Regions from separate parts of the Homo sapiens genome. Here region 1 is linked to region 2. Evidence: chromatin contacts called from ENCODE Hi-C or POLR2A ChIA-PET data. All regions are on one chromosome and are shown on one strand. Each heading gives the region's core, a stretch centred on a gene start or an enhancer-like site at or near the end of the contact. The rest is flanking DNA. Distances are from core to core; before and after follow the strand shown.

Region 1 (6,300 bases), core at 2,031-4,530, 320 kb before region 2:
TAACAGCCCAAAAGCAGAAACAACCCAAACGTCCATCAACTGAAGAATGGATAAACAGAAAGTGATATGTTTGTACAATGAAATATCATGCAATAATAGAAAGAAATGAAGTGGCCCGGGTGCAGTGGCTCAAGCCTGTAATCCCAACATTTTGGAAGGTTGAGGCGGGTGGATCACTTGAGGTCAGGAGTTCAAGACCAGCCTGGCCAACATGATGAAGCCCCAACTCTACTAAAAATACAAAAATTAGCTTGGCATGGTTGCAGGACCCTGTAATCTCAGCAACTCAGGAGGCTGAGGCAGGAGAATTGCTTGAACCTGGGAGGTGGAGGTTGCCGTGACTGGAAATCGCCCCACTGCACTCCAGCCTAAGAGCCAGAGCCAGAGGCCATCTGGAAAGGAAGGAAGGAAGGAAGGAAGGAAGGAAGGGAGGGAGGGAGGGAGGGAGGGAGGGAGGGAGGGAGGGAGAAAGAGAGAAAAGAACGAATTGATATGTGCTACAACATGGATGAACCTACTTCAGAAACATTATAGTGAATGAAAGAAGCTAGACATGAAAAACTACATACTGTATGATTACATTTATATGTGATATCCAGAATAGGCAAATCCATAGATAAAAAACGTTAATTAATGATTGGTGAGAGGATACAAATAGGAGGAAATTAGGAGTGGCTACTAATAGGTTTGCAGGTTTTTTGGTGGGAGGTAATGAAAATGTTCTGGAATTAGATAGCAGTGATGGTTGCACAATACTGTAAATATATATAAGAAATCACTCTATTGTACACTTCAAAATGGTAGATTTTTTTCATGTAAATTTGTCTCAATTTTTAAAATTGTCAGAAAAACCTATACAGGAGTAAGCCCTCATTTACTGGAAGTGCTGAAAAATAAAAAAGAACGTACGGCCAGCCAGTCAAGAGAACCAATATAGAGTGGTTTTCTAGAAGCCTGGGGAAGAGTTTTAAGAACAGTTAAAAATCACCCAAACAATTTCCCATGTGTTAATTCCATTCTCACCAGACATCCTTTTAATTATTGTTATTATTTAGTTTCTCAAATTTTCATCTTGATAGAAAATTTGCTGACCAGAGTCTGCAAACAGTCAACTGACCAGAGCCCGCTGGTCTTCTTGGCTGTATTTTTCACGAAAAAAAGAATAAGTTAGATTGAAATTTGGGTGTATAAGTGTTTTCTGGTCATCCTGCTGAGGCAGTTTGACCATTCCTCCTCGTAATTTTAGGTTGGATGTGGACACTCGTGACACTAGATATGACAAGAGAATTTGAGAGAAATTTTATTACCCTGGGGACTAGTGGGGGTAAGTGAGGGAGGGCTGGGTGCTGCAAACAGGTCTGGGCTGGTTTCAGAGGCAGAGGAAGTTGGATGGGCCTTTATAGCATCTAGGAAGTGGGGCTGGTGAAAATGCCGCACAGGCTGTAGATTTGCAAGTTTTAAATTTCTCAACTGCACCAATTTTTGTTGCCAGTTTTAAATTTCCCACCAATGCCAAAGAAGGAGGCAGGCTGGAGAATCACAAGTTTTAAATTTCCCACTACAGCCAAAAGCAGAGTCATGCGGCTGTAGATTTGCTAGTTTTAAATTTCCTGCTGGCATCAAAGGAAAAGGTGCCCGGACTTTCTTATCACCCTGACCGGAAGCAGGGACCAACTATGCATGCTCCAAGATTTTGGGACTTTTCACTGTTTTATTTTGATTATTCTCTGTCTTTTCCTGTAAAGCTTATTTTCAGGGTCAGAAGCAAATAGCTGTATAAATAAGAAAGAAAAAACTAGCTCAAATAAAAAAAATGGTAGGATTCAGTGACAGGATTTACGTGTGTGTTATGTAAGCCACACGATATTTTCAGTCTGGGCAACTCTTAAGAGATGAATTGGGCCAGGCGTGGTGGCTCACGCTTGTAATCCCAGCACTTTGGGAGGCCGAGGCAGGCAGATCACCTGAGGTGGGGAGTTCGAGACCAGCCTGACCAACATGGAGAAACCCCGTCTCTACTAAAAATACAAAATTAGTCGGGTGTGGTGGCGCATGCCTGTAATCCCAGCTACTCGGGAGGCTGAGGCAGGAGAGTCACTTGAACCCGGGAAGCGGAGGTTGCGGTGAGCCAAGATCACGCCATTGGACTCCTGCCTGGGCAACAAGAGCGAAACTCCGTCTCAAAAAAGAAAAAGAGAGATGAACCAGTACTGCTATAAACCTTGTGGAGAAATTTGGGAGAAGAAACTTTTACAGTTCAAAGCACAATGTCTAGAAAATGTTTCTGTAAGCAGTATTTTGGCAAGTGTTTTTCTTGTAAATGTATTTACAAGTTCCAGTGATTCTCCCGCCTCAGCCTCCCAAGTAGCTGGGATTACAGGCATGTGCCACCACACCCTGCTAATTTTGTATTTTTAGTAAAGATGGGGTTTCACTATGTTGGTCAGGCTGACTGGGGTTCAGAGAAGGAGGAGGAGAAAGGCGAGGAGGAAAGGGAAGTGGTCTCAAACTCCTCACCCCAGGTGATCCACCCACCTCAGCCTCCCAAAGTGCTGGAATTAGAAGTGTGAGCCACCGCGGCCAGCCCACGGACGGACGGCTGGTACTTACATGTGCACAAGTGCAGCTACTTTACTTACCGTCGAAGGCAGCGGAGGAAGTGTAATTGACTAGCGTGGATGCAGCTTTTCTAAGCAAACGCTCGATTTAACCTGGAGTTGTCATCCCACAAAATACATTGTACCTGACTACAGAGAAACATGAATTCTGGGTCTTCCTTGTGTGTAAGAGTAAATGTATTTTTCCTTAGCATTTTTTGTACCTACTATAGGCATCCATATGGCAATTAGAAGTAACAGAGAGACAAGCAAAACCATATGTTTAAAACAAAAGGTAAAAATAACTAGTATTTTGAGACGTGTTTCAAGTACAGTATTTCCAGAAAACAATATATTTATATTTTTAACTCGTGTCTTTAGCCCTCACACACAAGGAAGACCCAGAATTCATGTTTCTCTGTAGTCAGGTACAATGTATTTTTTGGGATGACAACTCCAGGTTAAATCGAGCGTTTGCTTAGAAAAGCTGCATCCACGCTAGTCAATTACACTTCCTCCGCTGCCTTCGACGGTAAGTAAAGTAGCTGCACATGTGCACATGTAAGTACCAGCCGTCCGTCCGTGGGCGGTTAAAAGGCCCCGGATGTTCAGGGGGTGGAGTCGGCGTCTACCCATGAGGCAGCGCGTGCAGTTATATACTTCTGCCCCCGGCTGAGACGCCGGTTCCGCGCTGGAAGTCTCCGGGGGAGTCGCTGTTGCTGAGGCTGTCGCCTGAGGTTTTTCGCGCTCCTCCCTTTCCTCCTCCTCTTTCTCCTCCTCCTTATCCGAACCCCAGTCAGACCGATCTGCTCTGCTCTCGGTAAGCGGCCCCCGCCCCCGCCTGTGCCGCGCGGAAGGAGGCAGCAGCTCTCCCGCGCGGCCGAGGCAGCCTTCCCCAGAGGGCGGTTCTGAGGGCGGCTGGCTGAGGGTCTCTATGCCGGTGCGGATCGACGGGGGTGCGGGGGAGGGGACAGGCTTGGCGGCGTGGTAGCTGGTGGGCCACCATCTTGCGCCGGGCCCTGAAGGGGGAGGGTTTTCTGGAGGTAGAGCCTGGCGGCCCGCGGCGGGCAGTGGTTTCGCGGGCCGCGGCAGCTGCGGCAGCCTTCTCACCTCCTGAGTCCTGTCGGTCTGTTTCCAACCCGGTTTGGGCTTTTCATTCTGGAGGCAACTCCCTTTCGTCTTTTGTACGGTTGATACTGATGTTTGACGGAGACCCGCCCACCCTCAAGTCTCTTCAATCAAACGAAAAGAGACTTGAGGGGATTCCGAACTTTCAGGCATCAGAGACCCTGTGACCCCTTCTTTCTGCGCAGGTTCCCCCCACACAGGACCGGTCATTCCATGCCCACAACCTTGTTCTGGCCAAAGGGACTTCCCTTCTCTGTCACAGAAATCGTGCTCTATTCCGTTATTGTCTAGAGGATAAGAGCCCTGAGGAGAAACGTGGAGTTAAATACACTATATTCTAACTAGGAGGTTTGCAGGTTTTACTTAAAGAGATGGAAAAAATTATGCTGAGGTATACTCCTGCTCTAGAGATGGAGGGAGTTCCTTTCAACTTCTCTCAGGTTTTAATGCTTTTTTAAGGAGAAATTCGAGAGGAAATTGTCAAGTGAACCAGCTTCTGCAAGCACGGGAGACCTTCATCCAGGGGATTCTCTTTGTTTGGAAAGATTTGTTAGTTTTGTGGAGTTTTTTAAATCTGCGACCTTAAATTTTTTTTACTATTGTTTTCAGGTTTGGACTATGAGTTGTAATGTCTTTTAGTGCCCCTAAACATAAAATAGAAACCTAGAAGTAGAGTTTTAAACTGCAAAAGTCTCCTCTTAGTATTTGTGAGGTGTCCTGGTTTGGGGGTTACTGTGCAAACTTAATCTCCTTACGCAGAAACTTCACTGAGCCTACAAAGGCACTGATTTGCTTGTAAAATTAGGGCTGTGTACCTTTGATGTTTCTACAGCAGTACAGATTCCATTATAATCGTATCTTGCATTTGTATATTTCATTGGTAGCACCCCTTTTGAGATGGGCTGTAGGGTGTCGTTAGAACTGTTTGAAGATGAGGAAACAGCCTCAAGGACAGAACTTTACCGAGGTCATGTGCCTAGGAAGTGATGGAACCAATTCTTAAACCTAGGCTTTCTGACCCTCATCCAATGTTCAATTTGGTATATTATGTCTCACTTTTTGTGAGAGTGAGGTGGTCACGGAGAATAAGCAAGGAGGCTCACTTAAAAGTTTTAAGAAGTATTATTCAATTCCTTTTTCCTTTATATTTTTATTTTTAAGGCTTCATTTTTTTTCGACTTTTTCATACTTTAATATTATTTCTAAGCATGTTGAAGAGTTGAAGAATATCCTATTGAAAAAGTTCTTAGGTTGAATAACTCCAAATCTCAGCTACTTGGTTTTCAGTGAGTTTGTCTTAAGTAGTGATTCAAAAAGATTTGATTTCCTCAGTAATTTTTTTTTTTTTTTTTTGAGACGGAGTCTCGCAATGTCGCCCGGGCTGGAGTGCAGTGGCGCGATCTCAGCTCACTGCAACCTCTGCCTCCCGGGTTCAACCGATTCTGCTACCTCAGCCTCCTAAGCAGCTGGGGTTACAGGCCCTTGCCACCACGCCCGGCTAATTTTTGTAATTTTAGTAGAGATGGGGTTTCACTATGTTGGCCAGGCTGGTCTGGAACGCCTGACCTCGTGATCCACCCACCTCGGCCTCCCAAAGTGCTGGGATTACAGGAGTGAGCCTCCATGCCCAGCCTTCCTCAGTAATTTGAATCAAATATATACGTCTAGACTTTTTTTCCCAGTGCTCTGTACATTCAGAGAAACATCACTAGTAATGAACTGTAGAAATGACTCCTGAAAGTAGAGTATTCGTCTAGACTTTATTCATTTGCTGCAAAGTAGTTTTCTTTTAAGGAGTTTTTTTTTTCATTTTTTTGTTTCCTTTTTAACTTTTTATTGGCAAATGATAATTGTGCGTATTTATGGGGTACAATGTGATGTTTTGATATGTATACATTATTGAAAGAGGCTAACATAGCCATCACCTTACCAATTTATCATTTTGTTATGAGAATGTTAGAAATTATTTTAGCAATTTTGAAATATACAATACATTATTAGTATTAGCTGTGGTCACCTTGTAGTGCAATAGATAACTAAAACTTATTCCTCCCATCTAATTAAACTTCGTACTCTTGGATCAACATCTTTTCCCCATCTGTCCCACCCCTGAACTCCCAAGTCTCTGGTAACCATCTTTCTACTCTCTGTTTCTATGAGATAAAGTTGTTTAGATTCCACATGTGAGATCATACAGCATTTTTCCCCAGAGAATAAGAGAATCCAGCTGCTTTTTATTAAGATAAATATTAAAGACATTTGCAAAAATGTAAATCAATATTACTTTTCTCATTAAATTTGTTTTTTAAAAGTTATTCTCATTAAAAGTATTTTTATTAACTTGTAATGGGCTTATAAATATTTTAAATAAAAACATTTGAAATCTGTCTCAGTTTCAATTTCTAATATGGGAAATATCAACACATATTGTCCATATAAACATAAAGCTCATTGGGGTTCTCATTAAGTTTTAAGTGAAAAGAAATCCTGGGATAAAAGAGTTTGAGAACTACTGATGTGATGCAGTTTATTTATGATATGATTTTAATTGAGCTCTTCATGTGAACTAGATTTG
Region 2 (6,642 bases), core at 4,138-6,637:
GGTTGCTTGGGTCAGTGGTTTAGCTAACGCTGAGGTAGGGTGGGGACTGAGAGGGAAGCCAAGGGAAGTGAGAGTCCACTCCTTCCTGCCTGGCCAAAGGGGTGTGCGAATGGAGATCACTTTCAACAGGGCATGCCCTTTGTGTTCTCTGCACTAGGAATGGGGCTCCCTTGCCCGGTGCCCCTGGTGAGCAGCAGCGCAGGTCTGTGAGATAGTGCTGAGGGTAATGGGGCAGCCTAAGTCAATGTGGAGGGCAGATTAGAGCAAAGCTAACTGGCAGTGGGAAGGAGAGCCAGTAAGTCCGGACTCCGCCATAGGTTCTAACCACTGCCCTATCCGCCCAGGAATTGGCCGTGGGAGACAAATCTCCAGCCCCCCAACCTCCACCCCAATCTAGCGTCCTTCCCCCTCTCGGCGGGCAGAAGACAACGCCCCCTCGGGGACTACCACCCCACCAGGGCGGGAGCACTCCCTCCTCCTCCCACCCCTCGATCCATAAAGCCAGGAGATGCTACCGCGAAGGGAACCCTGGGAGTGTGCCTTGAATGACCCCCAAACACATCTGGATTTTCGGAGTTCAGGCCAGCCCCCGAAACGGACCCCAGGGAAGTCCGCCAGAGGGAGGGAGCGGGGGAAGGGAGAGGCAGCACGGAGTTCAGGGCCTGTCTTTTAGGACTCCCGGCCCCACGACTAGGACCGTCCCAAACTTCCTGTTTCTTCCGGCCGCTCTGACCCCGGGGCTGCGGCTCCGAGATAGCTCAGGGCCTGGAAGTGCATGCTGGGTAAGCGCAGACGGACGGAGTAGGCGAGCTGCTCGCTGTCGCCGCGGCGCAGGGCCGGTGTGGGCGCGCGCGCTCGGCTTCCTTCCCCGGCGGTCACGCTTTGCATGTGGGATGGGCAGCGGGCAGGTGGCAAGGAGGCCCCCACGCCGAGGGCTCGGGGAGGAGCCGGGGCCTGGGCAGGGGCGGAGGGGGAGGGGGAGGAGGCGGCCCGAGGGGCGGGGGCGGGGGCCGGGAGTTGCTGCATTTTAAAGGGAAGCGGAGTTGCCTTCGTCGGAGGCCGAAGTTCGAGCCGGCCTCGCCGCGTCGAGTGCAGGAAATCCTGGAGGGGCAGCGCAGCCTGCTCGGCCCCCGGCCCAGACCCGAGCTCTCGCGCCCCGCTGAAGCCCCAGGGGATAGTTGAGGACGAGTAGAAGGAAGTCCTTCTTTACTCAGACTAGAGAAAACTTAAGGAAACTGTTAACCCCCTCCCCAAAGGGGGTCCAGGTTTGGGATTTTTTTTTTTAAGTGCAGGCAAATGCTCGACTCCAGGGAGAAACTAAAGCGATCCCAATCGTTGAGGGGTGCAGGTCGGAAAGGACAGCCCATTCCTCAGTACCTGGTCCTTAAGATCGGCTGCATAAGGTTGCGGGGGTGGGGGGGAGGTGGGGAGGGAACCCATTGCTGCTACTTAGCTCCCGCTTCAACGTTAGAGAGGAGAAGCTTTGGAAAGATGGTTAAATCCAGGAAGGTGGTTAAATCCGAATAGAGGTTTAACCCCTACCTTTTCCCGCACCTTCCTTTGGGGCCACACCCCTTGCGCGAAACCCCATCTCGCTTCCACTCCTTCCATCTCTCATTATTCCGTACTCTTCAGCTCTGCCACATGTTTGCGTTGTATCTTAAGGAAATTGGTCTTATGCCCTCGCATGGGGGTTGATGTTAGACATAGGACCAGGCGAGATGGGAGATAGAGCACACAGCACACTCGGGCCCACTTCAGAGATTACTGCCCCCATTCTGAAGATGAAAGAAACCGAGGCTGCCCAGAGAGCCCAATATTTTGCTGAGCTCACACAGGGAGTTAGGAATAGAGGTTTAAAACAGTTTGAGGCCAGGCGCGGTGGCTCACGCCTGTCATCACAACACTGGCAGGCGGAGGCGAGAGGATTGCTTGAGGCTAGGAGTTCGAGACTGCCCTGGCCAACATAGCAAGACCCTATCTAAAAAAAATGGTAACAAAACACAGCTTGGGAATGGGAGCAGGGTTGATGCTTAAGACTCAATTAAGCAACCGTGTCCCTCACCAAGTCTCTTCAGACCCCCACCCCACTAGCTGAGTGCTACTTTAGCAAGCCTCCATTATTCTCTCTGATGGCACACTGCCCTAGGGCTATTTGACTGTGTTTTCATCACCTGTGCTAGATTAGGAGTACCTCAATGATGGAGATAGGGTCTCAATATTTATCATCTCACCTCAGTGTCTACTAAAGTGCCCGGCACATAGAAGACAATAAATGTTTCTTTGTTGAATGATAGAAATTAGGAATCCAGACTTCCAGCCATTTTCTTTTCTCCTTCCTTCCTTCTTTCCTTCCTTCCTCCTCTCTTTCTTTCTTTCTTTTCCTTTTTTTCTTTCTTGTCTTTCCTTTCTTGTCTTTTTCTTTCTTTCTTTCCACAGGGTCTCTTGCTCTGTTGCTCAGGCTACAGTGCATTGGAGCGATCATGGCTTACTGCAGCCTTGACCTCCTGGGCTCAAGCGATCCCTCCACCTCAACCTCATAAGTAGCTGGGACCATAGGTGCGCGCCACCATGTCCAGCTAATTCTCAAAAACATGTTTTTTGTAGAGACAAGTTCTCTCTGTTGCCCAGGCTGGTCTCAAGCTCCTAGGCTCAAGTGATCCTCATGCCTCAGGTCTCCCAAAGTGCTGGGATTACAGGTGTGAGCCACCATGCCCGTTCATCCCTTTTTCAAGTCAAGTGCTGCCTTATCTACCCATCCACCTACACACCTGGCTTAGAAGCACCCCATTCAGGGCGAGGTCTTTCTATTGCCACCCATCCTTGGTGCTGGGCTTTGCACTTAAGAGGGGCTTTCAAAAATAGACACAAAGGGTGAGGGGCCATCTTTGGCTCGCCTGGCCAGGGACAGGATCAAGCTGCCCAGTTACAAATCTGTTATGTATATTCTGTGCCCTGGTGCCCTTCTTCCAAATCAAAATATAGCAGGCAGTGCAAACATTTATGCAAATGAGCCAGGAGCCCTCCTGCTTTCAAAAATAAATGATGGAGCCCGTATCAGTAGTTGCAGTGTGTCTTGGCAGTGTTTAGAAGGGGCCCTGTCCACCCCTTGCTAGTTCTCTTGGGAAGCCCAGCACAGTGAGAAGCAGTGTATCTTACCCCCCTCATTTCCCCCTCCCCTCCAATACTACAAACAGCCACAAACCACATGGCCCACAAGCAACTGAGATTTGTGGCCTTTGGAACCTCCCAGGGCAGGGGTCAGTCAGCAGGTCAAAGCGGGTGTAGGCATCACACAGTCCAGAGTCATTACTCTAATGCCCTCTGGGAGAGTTTCAAATCAATGGGCCTATTTGTCCTCCCTCCAGGGAGGACTGGGGGTAGGGCAGCGGGGGTCCATTATCAAGCCCATCCCCACAACACTGCCTCCAAGAAGCTCACCCTTAGCCTGGCATCCTGAAAACCTCACTGCTACCCAGAAGACAGAAACCGGAAGTGGGATGATGTCTGTGGGGATGGGCAGATAGGATGTCTCCTTTGCATTCTAGGTTAGGAATCTAGGAGTCTGGACTTTTATGTGGGAGTCTCTGTGGCATTTACAAAGCCAGCAGGGTGACTTTGGGCGCCTGTTGACCTCTCTACATTTTGGCAAATAGCCAGTTTCCAGCAAGACCATGCCCTGACCCAGTTGTCTCTGTTGCTTCTGGGAGAGTTTTAGAATCACTCTTTGTGGGAAAGAGGTTGGGTAGTATAGTGATTAGAGAGCTGGACTTGGGCATTGGCCAGACCTGGATTCCAAACCCAGCTCTGCCACTAACCAGCTGTGTGACCTCTTCAAGTTACCTTCTCTGAACCATAGTTGCCTTATCTGTTGAACGGGGATAATAATAGTACCTACCATATAAGACTGTTATTGGGATTAGTGTGCTATGTACTTGGCAGTTTGTGAGGGTTCAATAAATAGTAGTTGTGGTGGCCATTCTTACTAGGTTTGGTTGCAGGCAAGTGCTATTCTGCTGGTCCCTGTCAAGCCTGAGGCCCTTCTCGGCTCAAATCCCTCCCTAAGATACTGGAGAGATGGAATTCTTTCTGTCACCCCTCCCCTCCCAGCATTTGGGTCTTTTGTTCTGGGATTGGCCAGGGCTATGCCTAAAGTGCACCAAGTGTGGCTCTGGCCACAGGCATATCCCCTGAGGGGACTTAGCCTTGTTGACTAAAATGGTATTAAGTGGTCAGCGGGTGGCGAGGGGGAGACTCAGGGGAACAGTACCTCCGAAGACTCTAAAATGCATACACATGGTATCTAGGGCCAGGCTAGTGCCATGGCTCTAGACCCTAGCTAAGAGTGCATTTACAGAGGCTGCTTTGAGAATGTTTTGTGAATGTTTTGGCTGATTTACTGGATAACCTTCATCTTCAATGGCCTTGTTTAAATTTTACCACGGTATGGAATGGGAAGGAGCTCACTTTCCATTCCAACTTTTGGTGGCAGGAGTTGGTAGGATGGGAAGGGCAGCTCGCTAAGTGCTGGACAACATGGCCCAAAAACAATCTGGTTCAGCCAGAAGTTCACGAATACATAGGCCAGCTCTGCTTTTGCAGGGCACCTTCATCCCACTTTTGGATTCATCCTTACTGTTGAGTTTGAACTGCTAAAGGGAGAGAGACTGGGTCTCTCCTATCAGACCTGGAGCTCCCTGAGGTTGGAGATCTTGTCAACCCCACTGTACCGGGAACCTTCCGACGGCGGGGGCCGAGTCTCCTCCCTTTGGCTGGCCGTTCTCCAGCCTGGGAACCGAAAAAGCTGCCTCCGCCCCCGGAGCATGTCCCCCACCCATGCCCGGTGCATTCCTTGGTATTCGAAGCACCCGGAGGCTCAGCACCCGCGGCGGAGCGATTGGCGCCAGCGAGGCCCGGAAGGATGCTTCGGGGCCCGAACTCCCCAGACCTCCGGCTGGGCAGGGGAGGGGGAAGCTGCCGGCTGCCCGAGGAGGGAGGGGCCACGTGGTTGTGGGGAGCTGCAGAGGGGTGCCCCCGGGTCCGTCCAGGCCCTTTTGTCTGTCCCCTGCGCCGAAGCCCCCTCCCCAAAGTGGGCTGGCTGCCGGGGAGGAGGGAGGCCCCGGTGGGCGTGGGGGGGTGGTGCGGAGGGGAAGGGGAGAGTAAACGAGCACTATGGGGGCTGGGAGAGGCTGGAGGGGTGGAGGGCCAGAGGCTGCGCCAGAGAGAAGCGGCTGGAACTGCCCGAGAAGGCCAGGAGGAAAAAGCGGAGGAAGGAAACCCATCCTGCCCCCAACAAGCGAGTGTCTCCTGTTACCAACCGAAAGGTGCTGCCTCAGGAAGAGGTGATCGGAGCCGTTGAGAGCAAGCGGTCACGTGAGCCGAAGAGGCAGAGAGAGAGAGAGAGAGAGAGAGAGAGAGAGAGAGAGAGAGAGAGAGAGAGAGAGCGAGCGAGTGAGCGAGCGCGCAGAGAGGCAGCGCGAGAGAAAGCCGACGGACAGACCGACAGACAAAGAGCCCAAGAGGGAGGCCAGCGTGGACCGCGAGAGAAAGGAGAGCGGGAGGGAGGAGGGGAGGGCGGCCCGGCTCTCCTCTTCCCTTTCCTTATTTTCCCCAGTCTCAACTCTCTGGCCTCACACTTGGGGGACCCAGTGACCGAATGGGGGCCAGAGAGCCCGTCCTCCGGCAGAAGGAGCCCTTTATTCTCGCTATCTCACTCTGCCCAGGCAGCTAGTTTTGACGCTTCCCCACTCCTGAAACGACCAGTGGGGCTGTAATTGGGCCTGGTTAATACCCCTTTTTAGCTTGCAAAATACAAGCAATTCCCTGTTATCCACAGGGGGCTTCCCCAGGGCCTCTGGAATCTGGAATCTCCAGGACCCTACAGTCCCCCACTCCAAGCCTTCTGGGAGTTGGGGCCCTGGGTAGGCCCCATTCCACTCTGTCCGTTTCACTGGGCAACAACAAATGAGGCTGGCGGAGGAGTCCACTGTACTAGGTCCAAGAAGCTGCTGAGATGGGCCAAACGGCTGAGCTGCCTTCTGGAAGCTTTTACTCTAGAGGGAGAGGAGGTCACGGACAGACAGAAAAGGCTGACAGTGGAAGGGTCTGTGCCCTGTGCTAGCAAAATGCCAGAGGGAGTATGGAGAAAGGAGAAATGACAGGAACTAGAAGACTTCTTGGAGAAAGTAGGATTTGGGCAGGCCTTGAAGGCTGAGAGCTCTGGAACCCAAGGGCCGTAGGGGCAGGTGGAAGGATTATTCAGGGGAGAAAGACTGGAACAAAGGCTGGCCGCTTCTAACAGGAACCTGAACTGGTTCTTAATTATAAAGGTAAATCTGTTGTTTTAAAACAAACTGGGGGCTGGGTGCAGTGGCTCACGCCTGTAATCCCAACACTTTGGGAGGCCGAGGCGAGTGGATCACCTTAGGTCAGGAGTTCAAGACCAGCCTGGCAAAACTCCGATTCTACTAAAAATACAAAAATTAGCCAGGCGTGGTGACACACACCTGCAGTCCCAGTTAGTCGGGAGGCTGAGGCAGGAGAATTGCTTGAACCTGGGAGGCACAGGCTATAGTGAGCCAAGATCGCCCCAGCACTCCAGCCTGGGTGACAGAGCAAGACTCCATCTAAACAAGCAAACAA

What was found. A loop is a pair of places that touch in the nucleus more often than their neighbours do. ChIA-PET counts read pairs that join two places held with the same protein, here RNA polymerase II (POLR2A). Pooled maps may share reads with other maps.
Region 1: a loop to region 2 is called in a pooled map, with 6 times the contacts of the local background. The contact joins the promoter of ZNF280C here to the enhancer-like site in region 2. A Hi-C loop is called at or near these places in 6 of 50 pooled maps. POLR2A ChIA-PET finds 5 or more read pairs at or near these places in 2 of 52 experiments (H1 and HEK293).

The regions. Positions count from the first base shown.
Region 1 is chrX:130,265,879-130,272,178 of GRCh38, reverse strand. It overlaps ZNF280C (zinc finger protein 280C), which reads left to right and starts at 3,280. Exons shown (of 19, transcript NM_017666.5): 1 at 3,280-3,417. RefSeq lists a silencer at 3,500-3,579.
Region 2 is chrX:129,951,601-129,958,242 of GRCh38, reverse strand. No RefSeq gene overlaps it. Among named protein-coding and RNA genes, the nearest start is that of BCORL1, 28 kb to the left of the region's middle. RefSeq lists an enhancer at 4,665-5,395. Within about 2 kb of position 5,387, at least 6 of the 41 ENCODE cell types and tissues checked have a DNase peak (open chromatin) inside an H3K27ac peak, as active enhancers do.